Regions from separate parts of the Mus musculus genome. Here regions 1, 2, 4 and 5 are each linked to region 3. Evidence: chromatin loops called from intact Hi-C (ENCODE). Cell type or tissue: left cerebral cortex. All regions are shown on one strand. Links, peaks and the distances in the headings refer to the core of each region. The heading gives the core; the rest is flanking DNA. Region 1 has its middle 54 kb from the start of Bank1. Region 2 has its middle 140 kb from the start of Gm31243. Region 3 overlaps Bank1 (B cell scaffold protein with ankyrin repeats 1). Region 4 has its middle 44 kb from the start of Bank1. Region 5 holds the start of 1700030L20Rik (RIKEN cDNA 1700030L20 gene).

Region 1 (5,994 bases), core at 332-5,331, 210 kb before region 3:
ATAAAAAAAGATAATTTGGTCTGCATCCTTATAAAGCTGATGATGACATGGGAAGTGGAAACATGACAAGTTTTTACAGTGTGCTCTAGAGAGAGACACAAGGGAAACTGGAAGGTTGTGCTTTCTGACGTGAAAGGAGTAATGGACCACGAGTTAGAGGTATCCGGGCAAAGGTGGAAGGGAGAGCAGAATGAAGATGATACTAATGAGAGGGCCAAATGCTGGGAGAGCAAATGCGAGAGCAGAAGGAGATAAAGAAGCTCTTCCTAGGACCAGGGTTTGGACAATGAGTGCAGAAGCTGGGGCTTCCACACTGTGTTTTTGATAATCAGATTTGAGGCCGTCTCACCGTGAGAGAATGGCAACACTGGGATATGAATTGTCATGTGTAATATGCACTGTAGGTGGAAATGTGAGAAAAGGAAGCTCTGAAAGAAAAAAATATATTTTATCTACAGTTGATATAGAAATGTTCAGAATAACCATTCATGTATTGCTTCTGATTTTAACAGAATGTGTACCTTAAAAATCATAGAAATAGGAAAAAATATTTCATGATCCAATTTCTCATTTTATAGACAGAAACAAATCTGAGGCTCTATGTTTATCAGTGTCATTTTCCAGATTGACCTGTGGCAAATCAATCTCCAATGAAGTACAACCTCATCCTGCTTGTAATGACCAACACATCAATGCGTCCTGGTGAAGGCATGGAGGACAAGAACTTTTATAGACTCTTGGGGGAAATACAAATCAGCACAACCACATAGATTATTTAAAAAAAAAAAAGGCAAAACCAAACCCAAGAGAGATCTACCACATGGTCCAGGTATCCTGGTTATGGGTATATTTACAAAGAAAATGAAACCAGCATGCAGAGACAAGCAGATGAGACAAAACAAAACAAAAAGGAGGATACTCATACGGCATATATTATGGTAGCAGTCGTGGCGGATGAGAGTTGGAATTACCCTAGTAGCAATAAACTAATGGATGAAGACGTGCCCGTGTGCACTACGGCATGTTATTCAGACACGAAGGAGAAGCAAATCCTGTTATTCGCTAGCTGCAGAAAAATCAATGGAACAGAAGGACATTGTGTGAGGGAAAACAAGCAAATGCACACATATATACACATATACACATGTGTTCACACACACAAGCATGCCGTGCTCTGTTGCAGATATGGAAGCAAAACACAAACAGCCATTTTTAAAAAAAATAGTGATTGCCAGAAATTAGAAATGAAAGGGCAGGCAGGAGTAGAGAAATGCAGACTATCTGATTAGTTCCCAGAACATGCCTGGATAGACATGCCATTCTCAGTCCCATGAGTGTGCACATTTTATACAGTTTTTTAAACCTTATTTTGCTGATAGTGTCAATGCAATTATGATTACAATTATAAGCTTGACTTTGCCTTTATGTTTAAGAAGTGGGATATACTCACTCACCTGCCCTCATCATCTCTTCCTTTGATTCACCTGAAGTGTTCAGGACTTTTGCTATAGACATGATCACTATGGAAGTGATCTTCTCTGGTGGTATTCTCCTACTTGGATGTATGAATTTGAAAAGCTGAAGAATAGTATACTAAGTTGTCAATTTAGCTATAGCTTCTCTGAGGTCAGAATGGATAGTGCAGTACAGCGTAGAGAACACACACATAATCCAATTGCAAGATCAGTCGGTTGGGGGAGGGCGTTTGGATGAAGCATTACTGTTGGCTGATGTACTACAGTGTACTTCAAATAGGACTCACTCTAATTGAGAATAAGATTAACCATTTATTGAAATATTAAGCACAGCACTGTAGAAAGAGTAAACGGGAGTAAAGAGAAATCTCAAGAGAGACCATAAACGGATATTAGCCCAGCTGGCCGTGCAGTTTAATCCTTCCCCTTGCAGTCCCCAGATGCAAGTGGTTTTAAGGGAACTCCTAATCTTCTCTGCACCTGTTCTTGGAAGCCTGTGTGAGGTAGAGAGCTCACAGTGGAGCTGCCATCCGAACAGGCTCACGAACACAACTCTCCTGCTACAATTCATCCAACTAATTCGGAAGTTTGATCTTCATTTCCTCTATTTCTGGAGTTTGTTATCCTGAGACACGTGGTGTCAGGATAGAATGGTCTATGCCAGGAACTGCTGTGTTTCCTGTCAGTGTTTACTGGAAATCAAGAAAGAGAGCACCTGAATCCTGCTGGATTAGCTATAACTCATGTGGAGTCCCAGAGTTGAAGCTCCTGCAGCCAAGATGATAGATAACAACAATAAGACCAGAGCTCACGTAGAACATTCCATTAAATGACGGGTCTTTAACCTGAACTAATTTAATTTGCCAAAACGCAAGCATGTACGACATGGCTCCTTCTTTTTGCTTTGATATAGACACTTTTAACAGGACACTAAATTCCTTCAAATCAGCTTGTGTCTCTTCTAAGCTGATATTTCCTGTTCCAACTGCTAAGAGAAGATGGCCTAGAAAGAGAAAATGTGTAGAAAGAGAGAAGCTCTAAGAAGTGTATGTATAGAAACTGGGACAGAGCCACAAAGACTTATCTCAAGCCTTATCTCCTTTCTCGGAGCTGGAACTCTCACAGAGATGAGAATTCAAGAAGACAGAAACTAACGCTTGTTCTCACACAGCCTGACTCACATCTGTAACTCCTAGCCATGACGGTATACAGCCAGACGCCCCTTCATCACTCTGCTTTGAAGATTATTAGAATTCAGGCCAGGGTTAGCCATCTAAGAAGTAATGCTTATCAAATCACACTTCAACATTCTTGCATCATAAGCTAGGTCTGCTTCAAGTCTCTAGCACTGGCTAGCATCTGGTGTGGGGGCCCAGGGAGCAATCTTCCCCACCTACATAGTTCTGAAATTAGAATCACAGGTTCCCAGTATGTCGTGAGTTGGAAAGAACCCTAGATGATAGTTTGACTTATTAAACACTGGAGTCCTTTTCTCTCCACTCTTGCAAGTTGATCGCTGTTCCTCCCAGTGTATCTCTTGATGAGTGCATGGTTAGAGGAATAATGGAAGGAAGAGCCTATTTACTTGTGGCTAGGTAGAAGGCTCTGTGATCAACTGTGACACCATTTAAATTACAGCAGTGCCCTGAGTTACTGTTGTATTTATTGAGGATCTAAGTGTCTGTTTCAACTTGCAAAAGAGTAGAAGCATATGTACTCATGTAGGGAACAAAACAACACCCTTCTTTCTGGAGGCCCATAATGCTTTTTTATATAGAAAAATTTACACATGAATTTAAGATATGCCAAGATGACTTGACATGTTTAAGTGCATTATAAAGGTATAATTAAAGGATATTAAAGCAATATGTTCAAATGAGATGATTAAATTTGAGTGTGATTTGTGTGTGTGTATGTATGTGTGTGTGTGTAAACACACGCACCAAAAAATTGCTTTTCACTGTAGGAATTTGAGTTTTCATTGTGTTAATAGTCTTTAGATTCCTCAGCGATTATTAAACAATGTTGCAATTGGTTATTAAGCATGAGGCCTTAGTATATGTGTGTGTAAGTTTGTGTATGTTTGTATATGTATGTGTGTGTATGTGAATGTGTGTGCAAATCAATCAATTAGTTATTGAGTATGGGGCCCTATTCTAAAGTTTTTTAGCACTGTTATTACATTTAGTATTCATAATAGTCTGTCCTCGGATCATGACACTACCTACTCAGAGGTAAATTAACTTATCTAGGTTCTCCTAGTCGAATAAGGTGATTTTTAACCTAGATTTTGTGACTGGACTCTAAATTCTTAGCCCTTCCATGTATTTCTCCCACAGATGATACTTTGTGTTTCATTTGCTTTTCTATCATATAGAAACTGATCGTTATGAGTTCTAAGGCTCAAGTCAATTCCAGAGCACATCTTAAACACTAGGAAATACCAGTGTATTCAAGAATACTTACATAGGGTAACAGAGACTGTGTGATTCTTCTGTCATATTTTGTTAAGTAGTTGACCACTAATATTTTTTGAAAAAGCATTTAAAGGCTATTTACTGTAGTGGTAACCAAGAGAAGCAAATATTTTTCTTTATGTCTATTCTTTGTCCGATTATTAAGAACATTCATTTTAATAAGTGCAAAGGCAAGCAGTTGGAACTTCTCAAGATTTCTAGCAAGGCCTAGGCTATTGCTCAGTGGTAGATTGCAAAGTACGAATGAAGCCCTAGATTAAATTAACATCACAAACAAAAGAGAAAAGAAAAAGAAATGAAACTGAAATAAACTCATTTTGTCAAGCCAAAAGATAAACTCTTCCATTTATGTAATTTAAAGACAACAATTTTTAATTTACTTTCATTTAAAAAGATGGCAATCTATATTATAGTGATATTTTTGAGGTTTTTGAAACAAAATGTAATGTAAATTGCTTTTAAATAATCCATGAAGTAGATAGCAACTTCTGTTCGGCAAATGAAGAATAAATAAAAGATTTACTCTACTCTCTAAAGTAAAAGTAAATCTAGAATTGAGGCCTGAACTGATAAAAAGACCATATGATTCTCCTTCCATAGACTCATCAAAGACAGGTCAAATGGTGGGAGAAGCACTTCTCAGTGGCCAGAAGGAACCATTAGTGACTAGTGAGACCAGAGGAGGGAGAGGCAGGAAATTTACCCAACCAAGGCTTAGACTGGCTGAGCTTAGGGTCAGGGGCATCAGTGAACTATAAATGCATACTTGTGGTTTCCATGAAACTTAATGGTAAACACATTTTTGGGAGGGGGGGTTGTTGATGGTGGTTGGTTTAGTTTTTTTTTTCCACTAGAAATGTAAATTAACGTTTAGGAGATTTTAAGGGGAGGATTCAGCGTCTAAATGGTGCTAAAACCCATAAATTCAATTGCAAGACTATTGAGAAGTGTGGGAAGAAAAATAAAAATCCGAGTTCTGCAGGAGTATATATTAGATTTTATGTTTTCATATAGAACAACTGACAAATAATAATACACATAAAATGTAGGCAGCCACAGAGTGCTGTACTAGTTTGCCGTTCCTATACTATAAGTGTATTGCATGGTTCTATTATTCCAGTAACATAGCTAATGAAGGAAAAGACATGGGTATTTATCATCATATCCAATGAATAGAAGACCTTAACACCACTGACTCCATTACAGTTACATGTACAATACATGTATTATACATAGATATAAGACACACACATGTATATTATAGACAAATAAACAGAATCAAAATAAGACCTAGGTCTATTTACATAAACCATAAACAGGAAGTGTGACTTTTTAAAAGATCCCATGAAGACTAGACTGAAATGAGGCAAAGGAAAAAGGAGATCCTCTTAATGTATTTTTACTTTTCAATACTATTCATAAAATATTAAAATAGTAGAACGATAGCTTCAGTCTAGTCCGAGCTAAACTCCTTAGCCAGAATGACTCTTGGAAAGAAAAAGTGGGTCACCTCCTATTTCTCCCCTCCTCAATTCCTTTGGTGGCTTTTTTTTACTCCTTCAAAAGTAAACTTCAGAGCCCTCCATCTGGACTCTGTCCCACCTAACTGACTTCCCAGTGAGCTGCTGCCTTCCTTCCTGCCTCTACTCCTTATGCAATAAGCATGCTCTAGCCAAGTGGCTGGTGCACTGCCCCCTCTGAAGCGCCAGGTGTGGTTTTGCCTGAGGGCTTCCTCCCCAGCTGCTCTCTCTGGATGGCACTCCTCCTCCTCTGCACTCTGAATGATGGCCTCACTCTGTTCCAGCCCCACCCTAGGAATGAGTCAGCAGAAGGCCCAACCTAACACGATTTAATATAATCTATCTTCCCCCAATTTGTCTTCGTCTCCGATTCCCCTCAGCTTATTTACCTTTTGTCCATATCACTTATGTCTCTGGTACAATACGTAATTGACTTACAGAATTTCAGGAAATCAGGAGTTGGCCATTTTAACACATATGCTTATTTTATGAACAACTAAAATCAAAGGAAGACATCAATCT
Region 2 (5,994 bases), core at 475-5,474, 130 kb after region 3:
ACCCAGCAAAACTCTCAATCACCATAGTCAGAGAAAACAAGATATTCTATGACAAAACCAAATTTACAGAATATCTTTTCACAAATCCAGCCCTTCAAAGGATAATAGATGGAAAACACCAACACAAGGAAGGAAACTACACCCTAGAAAAATCAAGAAAGTAATCTTTAAACAAACCCACTCAAACATAATTCCACCTCTAACAAGAAAATTAACAGGAAGTAACAATCACTTTTCCTTAATATCTTGTAATATGAAAATTAATATTACCAACATATCCTAATCGATTGAAAGTCAAAAATATGAAGAATTAGAAATTTGCCAGCTGTCATCCCATGGTCCCTCTAATTTGGTAATGGGAGAAATAAGTCCTATATTGTACAATCCATATGCACTTTCTGCTTGTTTGTACATGAAAGGGTCTTTCTGTGTGCAACAGGATGGTCTTGAAATCATGCTTCTCCTATCTCAGCCTCTCTATTAGTAGGATTGATTATTTGACGTTTGTACACTATACTATGGTTTTCAGAACAGCTTACGTATTTCAAAATTATTTATACAGCCAAGAGCAATGTAGACAATTAATTTGGGAGGTGCCTTGTAAGACAACAGCAAAGCATGAGACTGAAGGCCTTGCTTGATATTTATAATTATTGTATCAATTTTGAAGAAGAGGACTTTATAAGTTACTCGTATTCTGAGATGAGTGCTTTTCAAAATCATCATAGCCAATGAACCAGAATCTTACCCTCACCTAATGTCTGTGCCACCCTCCAAGCAGAACCATTGTTCATTTAAACAGTTGATGAATGACTTCATGGATATACCATCTTAATACACATACCATTTCTTCAATGAATGCAACCTGCTCCCTGAGGGCTGAGAATGATGACAATCACTCAAGTCAAATAGGTTTGACCATAGCAGGAAATCTGTATCCAAAAATCATGCCTACAATTCATTCCTTGGTGCAGCAGAACTGTCAACTCTTATCTACTATGGAGGTAAAATCCTTTGATGTGAGGAACATTCAAGTACAGCCTTATTACAATAAACTCCCATGTCCAAAAACTGTTCTTATTTTGTGTTTGTACCACATTAAGAGCCAATATTTTAAGCTCTACTAAAAACAAAACAAACAAACAAAAAGACTTTATCTATTTATTCTCATTAAAAAACTAATAGTGATATATTATTTTAAAATAAAAAGAAGGCTAGCAGGGAAGAGGCTTCTAGTTCATTCCAGCTTTTTCTCTATATCATGCAACCAAGACATATGGTTTCTTCAGCAGTAGGGTCTTATAATCTGACCAATAACCTGTAGTGATATGTAGAGCAAAGCCTTATGTCTGGCTTTGGGTTAAATGTTTCACCAAAGTCTTTGCTAAGTTTGGATCATTCAGTAGAGGCTAAGAAATTGTTATGAGGCTGTGCAAACTTTGAAGAAATGTTGTCTCTCCGGAAGGTCTGCACTTGGAGCTACAGGAGAGCTTGAAGCTGTATTAATCTCAGACCTAACCCACTCCTGGCAAACCTGGAGTTCTTACTTTTCGTTATGGCTAGCCATGGTCAAAAAGAACTGAAATTTGTGTGTGGTGTCTGCTCTCATGGGCAGCAAGGGCAAGACAACTTTGGTAGCTGGAACCTTCCCCAGCCCCAATTAACCTTGTATGATGTTTGAATCAAGTAGCTGGAGTGAGCTAGCTGGGTATTAGTCTAACCTGAAAGGCTATACCCCTCTGCTCCTTCGCAAAGTGATGGCTTAGCATCTTGGTGAGCTTCTCTCTGTACTACGGCACCTACAACCAACATCAGTCAATAATAACCCTTAAGAATTTATCCAACACCTATCATTGGAGCTTTTGCTTAGTAATCCATAGCTTCAAGAATTATTTTCCAATCCTGAAGGATATGTCACTTCCAAATCTGCTTGCTCATTTCGTTTTGGCTTTGTTTGGTTATAAGATTATATAAGGATGTTTTTCATTCTCCTGTCATTTTGGTTAACCCTTCCTCCTTCCCTCATCCCCCTTTTCCTACACACTTTCAGTTTTTAAACCTTCCCACCTGCTCTGAACCCCCCTTTCTGCTTATGTAATCACTACATTCACTATCCCCTCTGTTAAGACAAGCTCTCTTCAGGGGCTCCTTTCCAGTTCCTTCTCCTACAGAATTCCTAGTTACACATGCTCACTTATGGATTCAAGCTGGGAGCCACTTTGAGGGAGAACATTCGGTGTTTAATTTTTTGTGCCTGTGTTACCTCACTCAACTCCAGTACAAAATTTAAAGAAATTTAAATGACTTCGATGTTCATGATCATTTATTTTAACCCATGCATTTTCATCTTCTGGAAGCAGCCTTATCTCTCTACAGAAGAGAACAATCAACTCTTTTTAAGGAAATTCTAAGAAAAGAGTCTAGACAAATTAAGTGTACCCAGATTTGATTCTGAGATGAAGGATGGAAGGGCTGGCTCAAGTGAACAAGAGACTCGGTGCTCAGCTTATTTAGGTAGAGTTTATTCAAAGTAGTTATTTCAAAGTCAGTTTCTTTCATCATTTTTTTTCCTTAAAACTGTTCCTAGTGCACAATTTTTAATTCTTAGAAAGATGCCATGGTGATACTTGAGCTACTTTCCCAATGCCTTCTCAGAGTTTTTCAACTTTAACGCGAAAACATCCCGTCCCCATGCGTCCTAACTGCAGCAAGGAACAGAGCCCAAGAGTCAGTTCAGGGCAACTTATTTCAGCCTTGCACTCCAAGCTTTCTGATCTGCCATTTTTTTTTTTTTAGCACCAGATGAAACTTGTGGGTGTCTGCTGGCTGAGCACCCCCTCAGACATGTGGTCCGGGGTGTGCTTAGATGGAAAGCAGAGCCTGTGAGCCTTCAGACACTTCTTCCAGATGGGATGTGATTGGAACTGGTGCATTCTATCATAATCTTTGGGAGGACGACCATTCTTCCCACTCAGGACTGATAGTCAATCTCTTGCCCACCCAAGGTCCTTTGAAATAGGCTGGATACTGGGTACTTTTTAACTGCCCCTTATTGTAGAAATACAAAATGATTCACTACATTGTTAGCAGCATATGCTTGACATACTTTGAGACAAAGATTTAATAAACACATTAGGGAAAATCAATTATAAATAGCACATGTTTTGCACAACCCGAGCCGCGGGACAGTAACTACTCACAATTCTCAGACAAATTTCTTCAAATCACTTATGAAAAAGACTGCGTAAATGAGCAGAGTGGTTTGGGTATATATGCTAGTTACAGAGTTATAAATGGATGAAGCTTAAAGAAATATTTGCTAAAATCCTTAGGCTTCAATACAGAAACAAAAGCAAACACCTGTGAACCTGCCTGACAAAGAATGAAGCTGCCAGAATTCAAATAGTAGTTGCTCAGAATGTTGGTCTCCCAGTTCTAAACTTCATGTGTTGATCCAAAGAAAATGGCATTAACACGTAGAAGTCTGGAGTGGCTGTTTATCTAGACGGTCACGGCTATCACCAATGACACCAGAGAGACCCTTTGCCTATCAATACAAATGGAACACAGCAAGACAGCCCAGCAAGAAAACCAGAACCCCATTAGACTCTGAATGTACATTGATCTTAGACATTTTAGCCTCACAAAACAACGAGGAGTAAGGCTTTGTTGTTTCTGAACCCATCTGATTATGAAATACTATTATAGTAGTCTTAACTAGCACAGCTCTCATCATATAACATAAGAGAGACATAGGGAGGAACTACTTAGATTGCCCTTTCCATGGGGGTGGCCAGCTTTGGGAAAAGTAATGAATGAACTTTGGAATCCACAGCGCCACTTACACTGAAGTTCTGCCTACCTGTTGCTCCCAACCAAGACCTGAGCACTGTGTGAGAGCTGTAGCCAGGCTACCCTCTCCCAGTGTAGGATTTCTTCAAGGGGTAAGCTTTGTTCTGAGTAGCTGAGTGGTCTCAGAACCTCATTAAGACCTCTGGAGAGGAGGCACTGAAGTCTTCAACTCTTCCAGCCTCACCGTTCTTCCTTGCGCCTCTTTTCTTAGGTGCCAGACATGCAGTGCAATCTAGACCCCGCCCCTGCCAGCCTGTGTCTACCTCTGCTGTCCACAGATGTCCCATCCAGTAAGGCTCCTACCAGCCTGTGTCCACCTCTGCTGTCCACAAATGTCCTATCCAGTAAGTCCCCTGCATTTCTCACTCTGTCACCTCCAGGAAGCCCTAAACTGCTATCAACCTAACTTCAGTGTCATCCTAGCCCATCTTCCTTGTAGAAAACAAATAATAGCTAGACACTGTAAACTTGATATTGACTATGAACAGCAGAGTAATAACTACCATTTTTCTCTTTTACAACATAGCATACCTGATTTCCAATTTTTAATTTCCTGTTTGAACTGTTGTTCCTTCCCTGCAAACCATTTCAAATAGAGGATCACTTTTCTTGGCCTTCCTTCTGTAACCTTATCTATGGCTTTCTTTAGCCCAAAGTCACACTTGTCCTACTGACACTGACACAAAGTTACCGGGATAAAAAATGAACAGGTTTCTAACAGATGTAACCATTTTCTAAGGAAATTAATTCTCTTAGTTAATTCTAACCTTCCACATTTTGTGTGTTCTAGTGTTGAAAGGAAAGGTTTAAGTGTGCATTTTGAAATCAATTTCATCTTTATAGCCTTGGCTTCAGAAAGTAGTGCTGCTCAAATCGAAATCATGTTATCATAGCTATTAGCTTAAGTCTGCATTAAGACTTGCCCACAATTGTGAACTCACTCTGGAGCCTATGCAAAGCAAATCTTCCTTAGCCACATTTTGCCAGACATCAACAGACTCCAGGGTTTCCTAATTCACTCCCCGTCCTTGTGCTATATTCTTTGCTCAAAACCACCCTCTAGTATCACCTGCATGACTTCTTTTCTTTGTGAACAGTGAAAGAACAGAGCTACAGAGCTACAGTTTGGACAGATGTTGAGGGTGAGATTTCTTTAGAGAGCATCATGTAAGCAGAGATAATAAGCAAGTGCCTGTTCTATGGAGAGAACCTTCGAGAGCATAGAGGATGACAAAGCAGGAATCCCAAGGCCCCCACAGCAGCCCCCACAGCTCCACAACACAGGGGCAGGAAAGCAGAGAGAAATGTGACACTTGCTAGGAGTCTGCAGAGGTCACACGCTGAAATCAGCACCAAAGGAACCAGAAGATGAGACTCATTTCAACTTTTAAAATCAGCTTTTAACTCCCTAAGCTTAAATGAGAGTTTCAACAACAACAACAACAACAAAACAAACAAAAAAATGCTAATTCCCAATCTGCTCAGATATTCACCTCCTTTAACAGATCAACAAAACCAGATCAGTCCCTGAAATCCTCAGTAAAAATCATGCAGTGCTTCTTTTGAGTTTCTTTGTGAATCTGCAATTTAGATAGAAGGAGCCGGACCTGCCCTTTAAGAAAGGAGAGAGGACAAGGGCAGGTACTTGTAGGTGATGAGCAAAACCCTATTCTTCCTGAGGGTAACCCAGGAGAGGCACCAGTGACAGAGGGAGGGGCCTTAGGGTTACTGATGTGACAGAGGCGAAGGGGCCAGAGAAAGGAGGAAGAGCAATGAGTCTACGATGCAGGGAAGGGAGGTAGGAAAAGAAAAAATGAGACACAGGGTTGAGAAAGAAAAAGTACTGGGAAAGTTATTTATATCGCAGACACTGTAATGTAACTGTGAGGTTCTAAGGAAATTTAAATAAATAAACAAACAATAAAACCACAAGAAAGGACAAAGATCAAAATGAGTCAAATGCCCTCTTTAAATACAAACACCCTGGGAGATCTAACAATTAAAATAGTGGGGAAAGTATCTGTTGCATAGTAATTTTGAAAAGTAGAGGTAGCTAGATATTTCTTACCTTAGCAATAAATAAGAAGTAGATATGTATGCATGAACAGTAATTTTTATGCTCCACTAGACTGGTAGATTTTG
Region 3 (5,994 bases), core at 562-5,561:
TGTCTTCTTTCATGTTCCTAGAGCTGTCATTTTATCCTGCCCTTCACACCATGAAATTTGCTGGTGAAGTTGTTATCCCATCATTTACTATGAGAGAATATCACTCATTTAGTATATGATTCTAGCAAGGGGTTCGTGAAAAGAGAATGCTGCTCTGTTGTATGATATGAATTTGAAACTAAGCCACCCTTTCAGAAGAAAATGCCCTGCATGCTGTTTCCCGCCTTGTTCAAAGTTGTAGCAGATCTTTGATGTAGTTTTGAGTTATACGATTGACCCCCCTCTCCTTTTAAGTGGCATTGTAAGACTCTCAAAAATTAATGGGGAGATCATTTCCGCATAGTTTGAGAATCAAGTCTTTGTGAGTATCCCAGTTCTGTCAATCATCTATATGCATTTCTTAGGGGAGAACTTCTAATAAACACAAGTTTTTTTTCATTCATAGCTGGTGTGATAGTGAAATGGAGATAATTGGTATAAAATGTTTAGTATGATGTTTGTATGGTGATTGCTTAATAACTGTCAAAATATTTCCAAATAATCTACATTTTAAAATTGAGCTTTTATGAAAAGACTCCTTCAGTATTTTTAAAACCACTACCTATTTATTTAAAATAAGATATTTTAAGATATAATTTACATATCTTATTTTAAGAATATTTAAAAGTGATGTTTCCATATAATACATGTAACAGTATTATCACTTGAATACATTCCTTGTCACTAAACCCAGAGTAAGGCTTACCCTGGAGGACTCTGTAGGCAGAAGATGGGATCAAATGACTTTCACTTTTCCTCAGCATTCTGTCCTGTATTTCCATGGAAACCGGGCACATAGTTTTGATTCGGGTCATCCTCTCCGCCCACAGAACCTTTCAGCTCTCCAGGCAATTGTAAAAGTATCTTCTTTTCTGGTTTGTTTTTATTCTTTGTAATTACAGCTGGAGCTCCAGCAGAGACTGAAGTAAATGATCCCCTGCTCCCTTGGAAGTCCTAGAGATCTTCGGGTTTAGGCAAGCTTGGTTATTCCCCCCAAACTAAAAGCACATCAAGTTGTTAACAGACCTTGAATGCAGCACTTGAAGATGCTCTGCAGTCCTGGAGAATAGCCTAGGTAATTCCAAGGGTTCTTCTTGATCCTCTCTGTGAAAGGATGTAAAGTCCTATCAGTACCCATCACTTGCTCTACCTCCATGCCTTGCTCTGCCATCAGTTCACAGAGGAAGCTCAATAGAAGATAAGTAAGATAGCACTCGTCAACATTTCAATCTGGGTGGGGAGATCTTACAAGACCCCACCCTAGATAAAGGGCTGTAGGAAAACAGTGGCAGCTTAGAGAGGAGGAAGTCAGTCTGTCTTCTCCAGAGAAAAGTCCCCAGAGAGGTGATTCAATCCATCTCAAGTGGTACACCCTACACAGACATATAGATGAGAGCAACACTAAGTGGATTCAGAAGGAAATTGTATAGAGAGTTGGAGAAAGCGAGGGAGAGATGTAACTATAATATTTAATAAGTATTCAATTAATTAAATTAAATTAAAAAAATAAAGGTCAAGAACTTGAGAGGGGGACATGGGAAGAGTTAGAAGGAGAGAAGATGGGATTTAATGATGTAAATTGTAGTCACATATGAAATCTTCAATACATTTTTTAAAAGAAAAAAAGAAAAATGCTCGCTTAGTTCCCAGGAAACCAACTGATCGCTTTTTGCACGTTGTCTGTTGTTGTCTTCCAAAGGCCCCTTGTCACATTTTTCTCTTAGTACGACAATACTGCTGGCAAGTCTGTTTTTCCTCATCAGCTATAATCTTCACTATACCAGAAAACAAATTAACCTATAATCTTCACTATATTAGAAAACAGATTAACCAATAGGAGAATGGATGTGCTTTTTTTTTTTTTTTTTTTTTTTTTTTTGGCTTAATTGTCCTCTTAGTAATCAACCCTCCAAAGTTGTGTCAGACAAGCCTTTTTAAGTTGGGTAACATAATGTCCCTGTCTCACTGGTTTATTCTCCCTGCTTCAGTTGGTCTTCAGTGTCTGGAAATTGCAGAGAGTAGAAGAATTACTACTTTGAGATTAGTACTTTTCCAGTAACCAGTTCTTGAGACAGATGTTATTTCTTAAGGTAAACCACGTTCTTGCGATTACTCATGGTCCACTCTGGGATGAAGCCACTGTCGGCAATGTGTAGTCCTTTCTCCGCAGAGTTCTGGTGTGGGAGTCTCCCATGACTCACCTCCTTCAGAGTAGCTGATCCATCATCAAGAAAACACTGTCTGAACTGGACCTGGAAACAAAATAGAAAACTATGTGAACTTTCTGAGGAGTTCAAGATTATGTGGAAACTTTGAAAACTTGCCATTTGGGCTATATGTGCATCTTGTGTTTTTCTTGGTTATTCAGTCTTCCTCTTGAAGCACAAGACTTGAAGCTACAACTCCTTTTTTCAGCGGTGCCTATCTTCACTATCTTCACAATTTTTGTTAGAGGTCAATATTTGTTTCTACTTGACCATTTATTTACTTATTATCTGGCAGGTACTAAATTCAAGTTAATCCTAGAAGCAAAATCTACCTTACAGATTTTAAGGGATACTAAAAGTTGCTAAGAAGTTTCTCAAGGTAAGCTAGTTGATTGAACTGCCAAACTTTAAAAGCAAGCATGATATAGAAATCTGTCCTTGCTTTACTAAGTTCGAATATCCCCTCCAAAAGAGGAATTGAAGTTTATTCATCACTATTTCAGAACTGGGAGGTGGGCCCTTTAAGAAGTGTCTGGGTGGTGCTGAGTCTGTTCTCACAGATCAGTGCCACCACTGCAGGTGTGTATTTTACAAAAAGCGTGAGTTCATTCTGACTCCCCGTGTCTGCCTAGCATAGATGGGCTGCTGCCCATTTGTTAGATTGCTGGTGCCCATGGAACTTTGCAGCACCCAGGACTGTGTGCCCAGTAATCATCCATTGTTTATAAATTATCCAGCCTGTGGCATTCTGTTAGGCTGTGTGAACTGGAATAAGACACTAAGTCATGTTGAGGAAACAGCTACTGCCTTTTCTTGTTGCTTTGCAGCAGGCTGCCCCAGTGATTTGCTTTCTTTCTTCTCTCTCTCTCTCTCTCTCTCTCTCTCTCTCTCTCTCTCTTAAAATAATTCTTGCTGTTTCGGGTAGTTGTATGCCAACCGGGCCCATCTGGTGCTATTTTTCTAGAATATTACAGGACTGCTTTCCTACTCAAAGATAACACTTTCACATGTCCTTAAAGCTTTTCTTGTCTTCATCCTTGCAGTGGTCACTCTACTGTAATCAGTTTGCCACAAGCTGGATTCCAATAAGAAATGGTGGAGGGGGGGATGGAGGATGATAGAAGGATCCGTAGCAGCTGTGTGGATAATGGATACTGACATCAGTCCTGTACACAGGCTCGGCTCAGCAGAGTCCTTCCCATAGCAGGAACTGCCTCGCTGCCAGCCATGGCTGCACTCCAGCACTCTGGTGGCAGACTGCATGGCAATGCAGGTATTTTGGGAAACACTACCATCTCAAATAGCTGAGAGCATACATAACCAAAAGCCCTTGAGAGGACAGTGTGAAAGCTTCTGGTATGTTGATAATTTCACTTTGATGTATAAAACTCACAGATTGTCTTGTGAAATCAACTTTCTGCCAGGAAGTCATAATTACGGAACCAAAGTCAAAGGCACAGTATAGCAGTGAAACCCTGTGTCCAGCTTGAGATGTTTCCTCTCAGCACTGAAGCCTCTTAAGATGCTTCCTAGAGAGTAGATTTCTGATGATACAGGCAAGAACAGTCGATATGTAGAACACTACTAAAATTTGAAAATGTTCAACCATAGCAAGAAAATGCCCACTATGCCAAAGCAAGTTAACAATATTTAGGTGGAACTATACACCTTCAAAGATTAATATCTCATCGGACATGTGTGCAGTATTCCCCCTCATTATCTGTAGGCATGAACAGAAAAGGCAGTCCCAGGAGTGAACTCATCAATGAGGTTCCACATCCAGAGGTTGGAAGTAATGCTTGTTTCTATACAATTGTACAATTTCTTTGATCGAGGCTGAAGGAGCAGAAGTCTTACCTATCAAGAGTAAAGTCTATTAGAAAAGTCACATGATGAAACTGCTTACCTCATTGTAAAGGTAACAAACCAATTCTGGCTTAGGTTACCAGAGATCTGAGGGTCAGGATTCTACCTCATCCTTGTGACACTCAGGTCATTTATCAGTTTATCAGAAAGATCACTACTTTCCCTGAATGAACACATCATTGAGAGTGAGAATTCCACTGCTGACAAATTGACATGAGAAGAGCATGGGGTCTTAGCCATGAGCCAGGTGCTTCCCCCAAGGCCAGGTGTTCCTGCACATAGATGAGGGTGCTCTCTCAAAGGGACCATGGCCTTCCCTCACATAGGCTGGAGGCCTCCTCACATAAGCACATTTGTTATGTCATGTTGTCAGGTGCCTTCTTTTACATGAACTGGGGCATTCCTATGCATTGGCCTTAGTACTTCTCACGGGAATGAGAGTGCTCCCTCACATTGGCCAGAGTGTTCCTTCACAGAGCTTGGATGCTCCCTCACATAGATATGAATGGGGTCCCTAGCTCATGCTATCCCACTCTCAAATGGGTGTAGAAACTCACTACATGGATCCAAGCATAGTCCCTCATAGGAGTTGAGTGTTCCCCATAGGGATGAGAGTATTGCCTCAGAGATCAGGATGCATCTTCAAAGAGGCCATGGTGCTCCCTCATCAGTTCCAAGACAAGTACTCCTCATAGGGGACTTGGTGCCCCTTTGATATGGGTGAAAAGCATAGTGGTCACAACAATTCTAGCCAGATCTAAGGCCTCTACTTCTCATTAAATGATTCTTTCATGAACTAAACTAGAAAGACATGTTTACCTAAACCCAGCAAATAATAGTATTCTAAATACAAATGGAATTCATTAAGTGGCCTCCGAGTACACAGCACCCACACAACTTGTAAGGAAGACACATAAGGAAGTTACAACTTCTCTGTCCTTATTTTTCACTCTAGGTTAAACAGGCTATTTATACAGCCATATACAAGGAAAAACAAAATGACTAGGTACCCAACGAAGCCCAGTGTAGTAAGAACAGGTAACATTTTGTCATTTGTCAAGATTGTTGTGTATCTCTGTGGGATTCTAGCACAGTCTTATGAAGAATAGTTATGCGCAAACAGTCATTGATCTGGTTTTCTCTCTGTTGCTTTGATAAAACACTAATCAAAAGCCGCTTGCTCACAGCCATCCATTGGACAAAGCACATGGTCCCCAATGAAGGAGCTAAAGAAAGTACCCAAGGAGCTGAAGGGGTCTGCAGCCCTATAGGAGGAACAACAATATGAACTAACCAGTACCCCCAGAGCTCCCTGGGACTAAACCACCAATCAAAGAAAACACATGGTGGGATTCATGGCTCTAGCTGCATATGTAGCAGAGGATGACCTCGTTGATCATCAATGGGAGGAGAGGCCCTTGGTCCTGTGAAGGTTCTATGCCCCAGTATAAAGGACTACCAGGGCCAGGAAGTGGGAGTGGGTAGGTTGGTGAGCAGGGGGAGGGAGAGGGGAGCGGGTGTTTTCAGAGGGGAAACTAGGAAAGGGAATAACATTCGAAATGTAAATAAAGAAATATCTAATTAATAAAAGCAGCTTGGGCAGGAAAGGATTTATTTGATCTTGCACACAGATCAGGTCACAGTTCTTAACTTGGGAAAGTCAGGCAAGAAGTCAAGGCAGGCGTGTGGAGGCAGGGAATAAGACAGAGAGCATGGAGAAGTTCTGCTGGCTGTCTAGCTTCTGAAGCTACATTTCTCATGGAGCATTGTTCTCACCTTCCAAGAATGGGAGTGCCCATAGTGGGTTCGGCTGTCCCATATCAATTATCAATCAAGGATATGCTCCATAGTTGTGCCCATTGGCCTGCATAGTGTCAATTCT
Region 4 (5,994 bases), core at 308-5,307, 200 kb before region 3:
TCATATGCAAAATTTTATTAATCTATTTACTTATAATTCTGTGTATTAAAATCCAAGTATCACGCATAGCAAGCATATGCTGTACAGTGAGCTATAACCCCGGTTCTCCATAAATTTTGATTTCGATGACAAACTCCACCCTATTGCAGCTTTGAGAGGCAGTCTAATCCAGAGAACTCTGTACCCATTCTCCTCTGTCACATGCAAAGAGAAGCCCACTCCCTGTAAAAATTAAAGTCTGCTGACGAGATAGGGATCAAAGATGTTTTGAGAAATCCAGAGACATAAAGTAGAGATTTTTCATCCACATTTTTCTAGCCATTAATGGAATAAGATTTATGGAGTGAGAGGGATATGAATATGTTTGTGTGCATGTGTATGCACACACACATATGTGTAAAAATGTGTATAGTTCATGTATGTGCAGGTACACACGTGTTGAGGCACACATTTACTCTTGCAAATGTGTGCATGTGAAAGCCAGAAGAACAACCTCTGATAATATTCCTCAGTTATTATTCACGTCTTTACGTGTGTGTATATGTGGGGGTGGGGACTGGGGGAGGTGTGTATGTGCACAAGTGCCTGTGACACAGGTTCAATCAGTGATCTGAAACTTGCTAGCTAATGAGCCCCAGATAGTTTTCTCTGTCCACCTCCCAAGTATAAGAATCAGAAACTTACAACCACACATATCGCTTTATAAAATGATGACTTTATTATTCTTTGAAATTTTAATACAATATAGTTTGATCATATTCATCCTAATCCCTCCAGTTATCCTGGATGCTCCTTCACATCTCTACCTATCCAACTTCATGTACTCTCTTTCTCTCAGCACACACACACACACACACACACACACACACATCCCACAGTCTGGTCCCTCAAGTCTAGTTTGCGTTGTCCTACTTGTGGGCATGGAGCGTGTCTTGGAGTGTGGTGTAAGCCAGGTGATACTCTATTGAACAAAACTGACTTGTGCTCTTCCAGCAGCAATAAAATATCAAAGTTCCTCACCTAGGGGTCTGACTTTATCCCCCTGTTTCCTCCTCCAGGCTGCCATTTTATATAGCTTGAGTTTGGGTAGATTGGTTTCGTTCATATTGTCACTGTTCCTGTGACTTCATATGTGTATCCACCATGTTGTATCTAGAAGACACTGTTTCCATGGAGCCATCCATCACCTCTGACTCTCATACACATTTCAACATAGATCCATGAGCCTTGAGGTGGAAGCGGGGTATGTTGTAGGCACCCATTTATAGCTGAGCACTCCTAAGTCTTGGTGTTCATTGCTGTTTACTGCAAGAAAATGCTTTTCTTATCAAAGCTGAATGATGGTTGATGCTTTATGGGTATAATGTATGATTAGGAACCTTTATATTGTTATATCCATGTAACAGAATAGTAGTAGTAGACTCCCCCTTAATGGCATTGACCTTTCTAGACACAGTCAAGTATGTGTTCCATTCCATAATTAAGACCTTAATCCAATATTTTCAAAAGTCGTTGACTACTTTTCTAACATGCGTGCCACTATTGCACTTACGGACACATATGGCCAGGCAGGTTATTGCTGCAGCTTGCAATCCATAGCCATGTGTGACTGGGGATCTCCTTTCTGGCAGCATCCATGACTCCTTCTGTCATTATGAACAATATGCAGAAGGGATGAGGCTTTCAGTTGACCACCAGGCAGATTTCTCCATGTTGTTGTTTGTTTTACTTCCATAGATGTCCTTTGTGTATATATTAAGGCTTCCACTTTTGTGTTTTTGGTAGGAGTCCTGTGTGTGTGAGTGGGAGTGTCACTGCATCTATATGCATGCCTTGTGCTTTTCCTGCAGTCTCTTTGTGGTTGGATGTTTGGTCGGATTCCTATTTTTTTAATCTTATTTTATTATGATTCCTTAAATGCTGATTTGTTTTCTGACACAGAAAGGATGTCAATGTGAATGGGGAGCAACTTGGGGGAGTAGCGGGGAGACTATAACCAGAATATACCAAAATAAAATCTATTTTCAATAAAATAAAACAAAATAAAATAAAATAAATTCTCCATAAAATTATCATTGTTTCCCTACTTCTGCCATCACAACATTTTGAGACAGATCAGGAAAAGTGGGAGGTATGAAAGAACCCCTACAGAATTAAATAAGCAGGAGTTTGAGCAGTGGAATTGTCTCAAGACATGTCTAAACTATGATAGATTCTGTCTAGTCTCCTAATAGTCCTTAAAAAACAAACAAGTGTAGCCTAGCGTTCCTCAAGATTAGCCTAAATTACGTAACTGATGTTACCGTCACTCAGTGTAAATCGTATTTTGCAGTTGTAATTTTATAAAGTGTTCTTTTGGATGTTTTGAAAAGGGGAGCAGGGCGGGGGAGTGTATAGGGAACTTTCGGGATAGCATTTGAAATATAAATAAAGAAAATATATAATAATAATAATAAAGAAAAGCAGGAAAAACTCACAATGTTCTAGGAATCTGAAAACACTTCGACTGTAGAAGAATGAATAGGAATACTTATAGCGTCTGCCTGATGGCTCCTCCTTTTAGACTGAATGGTCTGTCTCTGATCTTTTCCCGAGGCTTCATTAAACACCAAGTCATATGTAAAGCGATACTGATCCGAAGGACAGGTTTGGAACTTCACCAGGAAGTGACAGTGATGTCTCTTCAGTCTTATGCGGACAGCTCACACTTTATGCTCACTTTCCGCACTGTGAGTACGCCCCTGCACTCATCCATCCCCCACGTTACCAGCGTGGGATGTACTGAATGTCAGCTGAGGAGCATTGATTTGCTTTTATATTGTTGATTCAAAGGAGACCTAGACAGAGGAAAACATTTTTAAAGGAATAAAATACAAAGTGCTCTTAGAACCTAGTTGATTTTATTACAGCGTATTTCCGTTGTGCCTACTCTCTTTTAAGGATAAATGAGCTGTTTGGTAGGAGAAAAAAAAGAGCTGAAGCTTTACTGAGAGATTTTGTACTTACTGTGTGCTTCTGAGCAAGTTACTTCAGGACAAAGGTTTCATAATAAAATCCCTGGACTTTATTCACCGATGATGAAAATAATCACTCCGTGGGGGAAATTGGCCATCTGTGAGTGGCATCCGCTGGGATGCAGGGGTGTAAGTGGGTTGCCCACGAGCCTCCTGGGTGAGTTTCAGCCAAGCTGTCCTCCAATCAGAGGCTAATTAAGATGAGAAACTGCCACACAATATTGAAATATAGCCACGGGTGGAACAGAAATCATTCCTGGCCTCGTCGTCACTCTGAACTATGGCAAACCAGAGCAATGCCACTTCGACACAGCAATCCCTTGAAGCAGATGAAGAAACTTTGCTGGTTCCCGGTTTCTCTCACCCAGTACCCTTCCTCTCACCTTCGAGCTGCTGATGTCCCGGTGACTGTGGATAACTCCTGTGCCTCATATGGTGCTGCAATGTCTCCAGGACTGTGCATAACTCCCGTGTCTGGTGTCTCTGTCCCATTTACCCCACTTCTTCCATCTCCCCACCAGCTTCAGTGACATCAGATGCAAATATTTACACCCAACCAATGGACAGAAGCAGGTGACCACTGTTGTTGAATTAGGGAAGGCTGAAAGAAGCTGAAGAGAAGGGCCATCCTGTAGGAGGACCAGCAATTTCAATTAATCTGGACCCTCAAGATCTCTCAAACACTGTACCACCAAACAGACAGCATACACTAGCTGATATGAGACCCCTAACACACACACAGTAAAGGACTTCCAGGTCTGTGTTCATTCAGAGATGCTGCACCTAACCCTCAAGAGACTGAAGGTTCCAGGGAGTTTAGTGGTCAGGTGGGGTCAGAATGGGGCATCCATGTGGAGACGGGGTGGGGTGGGGTGGAGGTGTGGGATGTGGAGCAGATGGAGGGTGGATGTGGAGGGGCAGGGAATGAAATGTGGAGTATAAAAAATAAACAATAAAATAAAATGCAAAAAAGAGAACGAAAAGTAAAAAAAGAGAAGTCATGTTTTGTTTGTGTTGGGCAATACTGTGTTGTTTTTCTTGCTGAAATACAATCTTTGGTGTAATGCCTTTGAACTTCACATAAAGCTTCTGAGATAAACACATCTTATTATCTTTATAAATATGGGGAAACATTCTGAGTTATGAAATATCTGGGCCGGAGTATCTGGGTGGTAAATATTTGATCTATACAGATTTATTATTGCCACTTTTTCTTGTGAAGTATCGACAGCTTCCTCTTTTCCACATCACATCTCCATTTAAAAGCCCCTATCCAGAACTTCTTTTTCATTTTTTAAAATTTGAGAATAGTATAATTTCTCCATAAAAATAAAAGGAGAGAAGCATTGATAATCTCCCAGTATCTGGACTAAGTAACAAGAGACCAAACCTAATAATCTTAGAGATGACAGAGAAAACTTTTGGTGGCGTGTCCTGGGTATACAGCACAGAAAATCGTTGTAACTGGTTTGCTGGATCTTCATTTCCAAACTGTATTAAATACAAATCCACAACCTCTCATGCCACATAGATCTCAATAAAATGTTCTAAATATAAGTACAAAGTCCAAGCTGACTCTTTCTAATTCTCTCATCATTTCCAAGCAGAAGCCAGATTTCCTGTTTCTCCATGGTTAGATCACACTGTTCATACTATCATATAAATCAGGATTTATATCAGCATATTATATTTTGACTTGATTTTCCATCATGACCATGCTTTGAGCTTAGGCACAATACATTTTCATACATTCCTTTATTTTAATGTTCTCTTACAGATGAATAAAATATCTTGTGTAAACACCCTTAAACACATTTCTCTCTTGTGAGGACAGATTCCAAAGGGAAACTGCTTATTCAATGTCTTAGTGCTTTTCAGAAGTTAGTTTAGGATACATTTCAAAAGGTCATATCAATTAGCATGTGCTAACTGATTTCTTTTTATTTTCAATTTTTTATTAGATATTTTCTTCATTTACATTTCAAATGCTATCCAGAAAGTCCCCCCGCCCGCTCCCCTACCCACCACTCCCCCACTTCTTGGCCCTGGCGTTCCCCTGTAGCGAGGCATATAAAGTTTGCAAGACCAAGGGGCCTCTCTTCCCACTGATGGCCAACTAGGCCATCTCCTGCTACATATGCAGCTAGAGTCATGAGCTCTGGGAATACTGATTAGTTCATAATGTTGTTCCACCTATAGGGTTGCAGACTCCTTCAGCTCCTTGGGTACTTTCTCTAGCTCCTCCATTGGGGGCCCTGTATTCTATATAGCAGCCTTATTTATAATAGCCAGAAGCTGGAAAGAACCCAGATGTCCCTCAACAGAGGAATGGATACAGAAAATGTGGTACATTTACACAATGGAGTACTACTCAGCAATTAAAAACAATGAATTCATGAAATTCTTAGGCAAATGGATGCATCTGGAGGATATCATCCTGAGTGAGGTAACCCAATCACAAAATAACACACATGGTATGCACTCACTGATAAGCGGTTATTAACCCAGAAACTTAGAATATCCAAGATACAATTTGCAAAATGCATGAAACTCAAGAAGAAGGAAGATCAAATAGAGTGGGGAACAAAATACCCATGGAAGGAGTTACAAAGTTTGGAGCAGAGCCTGAAGGAAAGACCACCCAGAGACTGCCCCACCCAGGGATCCATTCAATATAAAACGACCAAACCCAGACACTATTGCACATGCCAGAAAGACTTTGCTGAATTCTATTTCACAAAGGGATCCGCAGCTTTGCCAGCCTTCCTCTTTGCAGCTTCTCCCTCACCAATCTCCGTGGAGCAGGGTGCCTAAGCCTATTGTGTTTGCATTTTCTGATCTCTGCTCCGGTAGATTACAGTGCCATCTGCTTCTGCTGCTCTTCATCTTTCCTGAATTTCTGTTTTGCTATTCATAGAATCCTCTAGCATACTCTTTCTTCCCATGAAGAAAATGGTGTGAGGTTTCTGCTTCCCTCACA
Region 5 (5,994 bases), core at 428-5,427, 280 kb before region 3:
AATAGAGTCAGAAGTGTGCTGTAGCCCATTCCTACCAGTTCTCAAGAGCCAAATATGCACCTCTCTTTAGAACTTTGTATTTAATAACATCAAATTGAATATGGCGATGGTGGAAATATTTGCACCATGGGAACTGGCAAATATTGCAAGTCATGGCTTTCTTCCTGCTGAATTTCCCAGGGAAATGCTGCATGGTTGTAACCAGTCTCAGCTTCTTTTCTCCAAATGGCTAATCCCTGTGATGCTTATAGATAGTAAACATAATTTAGTAATAGGAGAAAATGGAGACTGCCTTTACAATTTTCTCACCTTGCAAATGAGGGAATGAGTACCTAGAGAGGCTAAATGGTTTTCTTAAGAGCACACAATTATCTGAAGGGCTTAGATAACAATCTCCCCACTTGAGCCTTACCATAACTACCTGGTGTGAAAGCAATTTTCTATTACTGGTAAGTCAGCACTGACATGGAACTCAGTGTGATCGTGAGATCCTGTTTTATACTGGTCCATTCTGAAGTTGATGGTATGCATCACTACACTGATTGGTGTGTAGGCTGCTTCATTTTAACAAATCTTTTGTCATTCTGTTTTCAACCTTGGTGTTATTATAAATCTCCCATATTTGTCTGAGTTCTTCAGAGCAATAGAACTTTTAGGATCCATATGTAATGTATAGAAAAGATGTATTGTACAAGGTTGGTGCATTTAATTGGGAGTATTCAGAAGTTCTCTCCCCTCTATGCTAGTCAGAGTCACAGGGAAGGCTGATGGTCTCATTCCAACACAAACTATAGTTCCAGGAATTAAGTAGGACACAGTCTAAACCCTGGTTGAAATCTGAACCTTAAGAACTGAGATCTCTGATAAACAAGAATGAAAGAGGTAGGTTCATGTCCCAGAACGGGGAGAGACTGCCTCTTCTTTAACATTTGTCATTTTGTAGGACCTTTGATAGATTCATTGATGCCTATTCACATGGTAAGGTAGATCTTTATTCAGTCTAATGTCTTCTGGAAATGTTACAGACATATTTAGAAATAGTGTTTCCTTCTTATTTGGGCATCCTCTCATCTAGACAAGTTGACCTAAGATTAACCACCATGTTGTTCAAAATTCTCTACAGAACATTTATATCTCCCGTCAGCAGCTGACTTTTGGCAAAAAAAGATATACAACTAAAGATGGGAGGCATCTGTTGTATATAAAGATAAAATGGCCTGTACGTCTCCGTAACCAGTCTGTGAAATAAACACTTGTAGATCTATCTTGAAGTGGCCAGCTTTCCCTTTGACTACTGAGACTTCCATTTTGTGTTGTATGAGTGAGATGTGTGGCTGTAGCTTTCCAACGTTCATTCAAAGGCTTCTGTCTGAACACAAAAATAAGTAAAACACACATTTCAGCTTGGCACAAAGTTTTCATCAGTTGGGCTGATGGGAAAGCAGGTGGTGACAGTGAAGCAAGACAAGGCTGTGATTGTGGCAGGCCTGACTCACTGTGAAATACCAGTGAGCAATGTCCAAAGGCAGGGAAGAACGGGGAGGGTGGAATTATATCACATTTCAACACAAAAGACTGCTTAGGAGTCTTTCCTATTCAAAAGAGGGAACATGATTTGTCTGGGTTCATAAACAAATTTACTCAACATTTTTTCGCCATGTCGATTCTTTTCTACACTGATGAACGTGTAAGTCAGGAGCTCAGCCAAAGCCACAACACTCAGGTCTGACAAACACCTTACTCTCTCACCAACAAGTCAGAAAGAACTGGAGGTCTTACGATTGCACTCGTGGTACTGAAAAATTTTCCACAAGCATACAGAAAGGCAGCTGGGGATTTCAGAAAGAAAATAGGTATGCTGAGTGAGACATGAGCCCAGACAAGAGTGTGTCACACTGCTGTGGACCAGAAAAGCTGTAAGACAGATGGTAGACACAGATACACTTGAAGGATTTGGGCCACATCTCTGAAAGTGAGGGTACTCAATTCTTCGAGATTCTCAAGTCCCTTCTTATATTTTTGGTTGTGAGCCTAGCCTTTATCGGCTGAGCCATCTCTTCAGCCCCTTAAGTCCCTTCTTGATGAATCAAATCTGTAGGAAAATATTTGCTTTCTATGACCTTTCCATGCCTAATTTAATTAGTTCAGAGATTCACTAGTATGCTCTGATTAGTATGAAGAAATTTCCTTATGGTAGGGCATTGACCAATGTTTGGAGCAAGAAATAGCTGACTTAAAACATAGTTTTGCAGCTTGCTAGATGTGAAATAGTGGGTGAGTTCTGTATCTTGGAAGTTGTGTGTGTCCTAGTTTTCTCCCGGATAAGATTAGAACTGGAACATCAGTTGCCTTTTAAGGTTGCTTTACAGGACCATGATAGCTGACGATGGAAAGTTCTTAGTATAGGACCTCATACCTAGTAGCAACCTGCATCTCAGTGTTTGCCACTGTGGCCTGTTGGAAGGAGGAACTGTCATACTGGGGACTGTCCTGCCTTTGCCAGAATCACTGCCAAGTTGTCAAGGCAGTTTTTCTTCTGGATTTCAAGAATCTCATTTCCATAGTGAAGAGACTAATTGGCTATAGCTCATATTATACATAGTAAGATACCTTATTATATAATCATTTATAATAATTACCTTATTATATAATTATGTATTATAATTATGTATAATAATAACTTACATATTTTGAGTACTGTATAAAAACAGGCATACCAACGTATTTAATCTTTACAAAAGTACTATCAAATAAGGCCAATCTAAGGCTCATTTGAAGATGAATGGATTAAGACAGAGCAGTTAGGTAGCTTGATGCATAGTTAATAGTAGCTGTTTGGATATAATGAGTATAAAGGTATATATTACTATTTAAAGAAACATTTTATTTATATGTAATGACCCTTTTACCCAATTTCCATTCCAGAAGGACCCATGGAGACCAATGTCCATGAAACTGACTCATGCTTTGGAGAGGAGATGTGGAACTTGCTCATAACTTTGCTCTTTTTTCTCTATGTACATTAAATTTTTTCACCATTATTTATAACACTTGATACTGGTAAATGATATGTAAATGGTGGTTATAATATATTATTTAGGGGCTAACTAAATGAATCTGTGCATGTTCAGTATGGTTGAAAAAGTTCCCCTAATACATTGTATTCAAAGATGGTGTTTCAGTTCACAGATATTGAGAGGCAATTGTACATACTTCGGGTTTGTTTGTTTGCTTGCTTACATTTCAAAACTGTCTATAGGATAAAGGCAGTTGAATAACAAAATAAAAATAAACTGTACCCAAATATTTAGATTAGACTAGGTGAATTCATGTGTCCTTCCTGAGTATAATGTACGATTTCAGCCTACCCAGGAAGCAGAGTGGCAGATCTCTTCACATACAAAGATACCCCCACCCCTACCATCTGTCTCTGGGAGACTCTGGGGATAAAGGTTTCTATGCTGTATCACTGCCATCTGTACCGCTGGGGTCAGAACAACTATTGTGGAATAATTAAGGCTCTTGTGACATCATTAGAATCTGATGCTAACCTTGCTCTGTGTGGGTTTCCAGTGCGACAGGATGTGACTAGAGTCGTTCCCCATGGTGCATTCATAGGAGTCAGAATTTGGAGCACAACTTCCTTCTCTGTGAATAGCAGCATGTTCTGTTGAGATTTAAGATTCCTAAGACATTTGGAAGAAGGGTTGTGATGTAGGGCAAGATCTGTAGCATAGAAGGAAAGAGAAACAGGACCACTTGAACTATGTCCTTTCTCTTATCTAAAATCTGGGGGAGCCAAAGACAGAGATTATATATTCATCAGCAATAGTCATTTAAAGGATGGAATGAGTGTGTGCCTGGCAAGACAGGCTTGCTTCAGATTCTAGAGAGTAGACAGTGGAGAGAAGTGTTTGATAAATGTTTTGGGGATAATAAGTAATAGCAGAACGAGCACAAAACCAGCTAACTGACTTGTGCTTTGACAAGTGATTCGCGTGTATTTGGTAGGAAAAGACTGAGCTCAAGTTCAACTCTCTTGTCCTTTTGCCTCTGAGGACAGCTGCTGTGCACAAGAGGTCGAGGGGGGGAGGGAGGGAGGGAGGGAGGGAGAGGGGGAAGGGGAGGGGGAGGAGGGAGGGGGAGGGGGAGAGGGGGAGGGAGAGGGAGAGGGAGGAGAGGGAGAGGGAGGAGAGGGAGAGGGAGAGGGAGAGGGAGAGGGAGAGGGAGAGGGAGAGGGAGAGGGAGGGGGAGGGGGAGGGGGAGGGGGAGGGGGAGGGGGAGGGGGAGAGAGAGAGAGAGAGAGAGAGAATGAATCAGCATTCTAATCTTGCCAGAACTTGGAAAGAATATATTTAATGCTATTTAGGTAAAAATTAAGGAGTCAATGGCCAACAAAGGTAATATATGTTCTTACTCTGTGACTGTGTCACTGGTTTCCTAACAGAGCCAGATCCCATGATGACAGTACTGGAGAGCATCAAGGCTGTGGCCCTTTCTGTGTGGAGTGAGCCCCACCCCATGTGCTCACGAACTTGCTTCTCAGCTGGTGGAGCAGGTCAGAGAGACTCTGGAGGACACAATTTTTAAAAAATTAATGTTTTTGGAAGAAAATTTACATATTTTATCTTAGTTTTTAATTTTACTGAAAATAGATTCCTTTTTCATATACTATATCTTGATTACAGTTTTCTCTCCATGTACTCCTACCAGTTCTGCCAAACCTCCCTTCCCATCTAAATTTACTCCCTTTCCCTCATTAGAAAAGAGTAAGTCCCCTACGTCCCGACTCCAGTCAGTTGCAGATTTCCATTGATTCTCGTAGCTATCTGGCCATTTCTCCTGTCCTTCCCCAAATCTGATCTGAGCTCTCTCCATTCCCAGGCCCATCCCCTCTCCCAAAGTCATCCCCTCTCTCCTTAAGTCTGCCTCTTATGATTATTTTGTTTCCTCTTCTTAGTGAGATTCAAGCATCCTCACTTGTGCCTTCCTTCTTGTTTAGCTTCTTTGGGTCCATGGATTATATCATGGGTATATTATAATTTATGGCTAATATCAACTTATAAATGAGTACATGTCCTTTTGGGTCTGGGTTACCTCATTCAGGATGATATTCTCAAGTTCCATCCATTTGCCTTCAAACTCATTATGTCTTTGTTTTTAATAGCTGAATAGTATTCCAGTGTATAGATGCATCACATTTTCTTTATCCATTCTTCAGTTGACAGACATCTAGGTTGTTTCCAGTTTCTGGCTATTATGAATAAAGCTGCTATGAACATAGTTGAACAAGAGTGTCTTTGTGGAATTGTGAAGCATATTTTGGATTGTATGCCCAGGAGTGGTATAGCTGGGTCTTGAGGTAGAACTATTCCAACCTTTCAGAGAAACTGCCAAGTTTGTACAAGTTTGTACTTCCACCAGCAATGAAAGAGTGTTCTGCTTGCTCCACATCTTTGCCAGCATGTGCTATTTCTTGAGTTTTTTATCTTAGTCATTCTGATGGGTGTAATAGTGAATCTCATAATTGTTTTGACTTGCATTTCCCTGAACATTTCTTTAAACCTTCTTGGCCATTTGAGATTCCTCTGTTGAGAATTCGCTGTTTAGCTCTGTGCCCCATTTTTGAAAGTAGGATTATTGGGTTGTTGGTGTCTAACTTCTTGAATTCTTTATAAATTTTGGATACTACCCTCTGTCAGATGTAGGGTTGGTGAAGATCCTTCCCCAATCTTTGGATTGACATTTTGTCCTATTGACAGTGTGCTTTGCCTTATAGAAGCTCTTCAGTTTCATGAGGTCTTGTTTGTAAATTGTTGATCTTAGAGCCTGAGCTGACATGTCCAGCATGTGACTGGGATAAGGGAGGTGGGGTGATCTTTGCTGTGACTCACAGCATTGGGGATATGGAACCTAAAGAGACCACCCCCGGTAGGCAGGCAGGAACCTCAGTGGAGCAATAAGGGCACTAACCTACCCACAAAACTTTCAACC

What was found. Peaks named below come from ENCODE experiments on the same cell type or tissue, not always from the same donor. Only the 100,000 strongest peaks of a DNase experiment are listed, where the experiment ranks them.
Region 1: a loop joins it to region 3, with 2.1 times the contacts of the local background. A loop is called at or near these places in 2 of 42 quality-filtered maps.
Region 2: a loop joins it to region 3, with 2.0 times the contacts of the local background. A loop is called at or near these places in 2 of 42 quality-filtered maps.
Region 4: it touches region 3 in a loop (1.9-fold over the local background); 2 of 42 quality-filtered maps call a loop at or near these places.
Region 5: a loop joins it to region 3, with 2.0 times the contacts of the local background. A loop is called at or near these places in 2 of 42 quality-filtered maps.

The regions. Positions count from the first base shown.
Region 1 is chr3:136,376,780-136,382,773 of GRCm38, reverse strand. No RefSeq gene overlaps it. Among named protein-coding and RNA genes, the nearest start is that of Bank1, 54 kb to the right of the region's middle. In left cerebral cortex, for the core only: no CTCF peak of the experiment used is centred there; DNase peaks (open chromatin) are centred at 2,203 and 2,794; H3K27ac peaks cover 2,422 bases.
Region 2 is chr3:136,036,472-136,042,465 of GRCm38, reverse strand. No RefSeq gene overlaps it. Among named protein-coding and RNA genes, the nearest start is that of Gm31243, 140 kb to the right of the region's middle. In left cerebral cortex, for the core only: no CTCF peak of the experiment used is centred there; DNase peaks (open chromatin) are centred at 1,726, 2,212 and 2,808; H3K27ac peaks cover 1,950 bases.
Region 3 is chr3:136,163,092-136,169,085 of GRCm38, reverse strand. The region is part of intron 7 of Bank1 (B cell scaffold protein with ankyrin repeats 1); the gene reads left to right. Among named protein-coding and RNA genes, the nearest start is that of Bank1, 160 kb to the left of the region's middle. In left cerebral cortex, for the core only: a CTCF peak has its summit at 3,468; DNase peaks (open chromatin) are centred at 908, 2,214 and 3,399; H3K27ac peaks cover 1,326 bases.
Region 4 is chr3:136,366,843-136,372,836 of GRCm38, reverse strand. No RefSeq gene overlaps it. Among named protein-coding and RNA genes, the nearest start is that of Bank1, 44 kb to the right of the region's middle. In left cerebral cortex, for the core only: no CTCF peak of the experiment used is centred there; DNase peaks (open chromatin) are centred at 1,831, 2,752 and 3,109; H3K4me3 peaks cover 686 bases; H3K27ac peaks cover 1,233 bases.
Region 5 is chr3:136,447,044-136,453,037 of GRCm38, reverse strand. It overlaps 1700030L20Rik (RIKEN cDNA 1700030L20 gene), which reads left to right and starts at 3,689. Exons shown (of 5, transcript NR_040592.1): 1 at 3,689-4,079; 2 at 4,448-4,558. In left cerebral cortex, for the core only: no CTCF peak of the experiment used is centred there; DNase peaks (open chromatin) are centred at 1,470, 1,891 and 2,346; H3K27ac peaks cover 2,640 bases.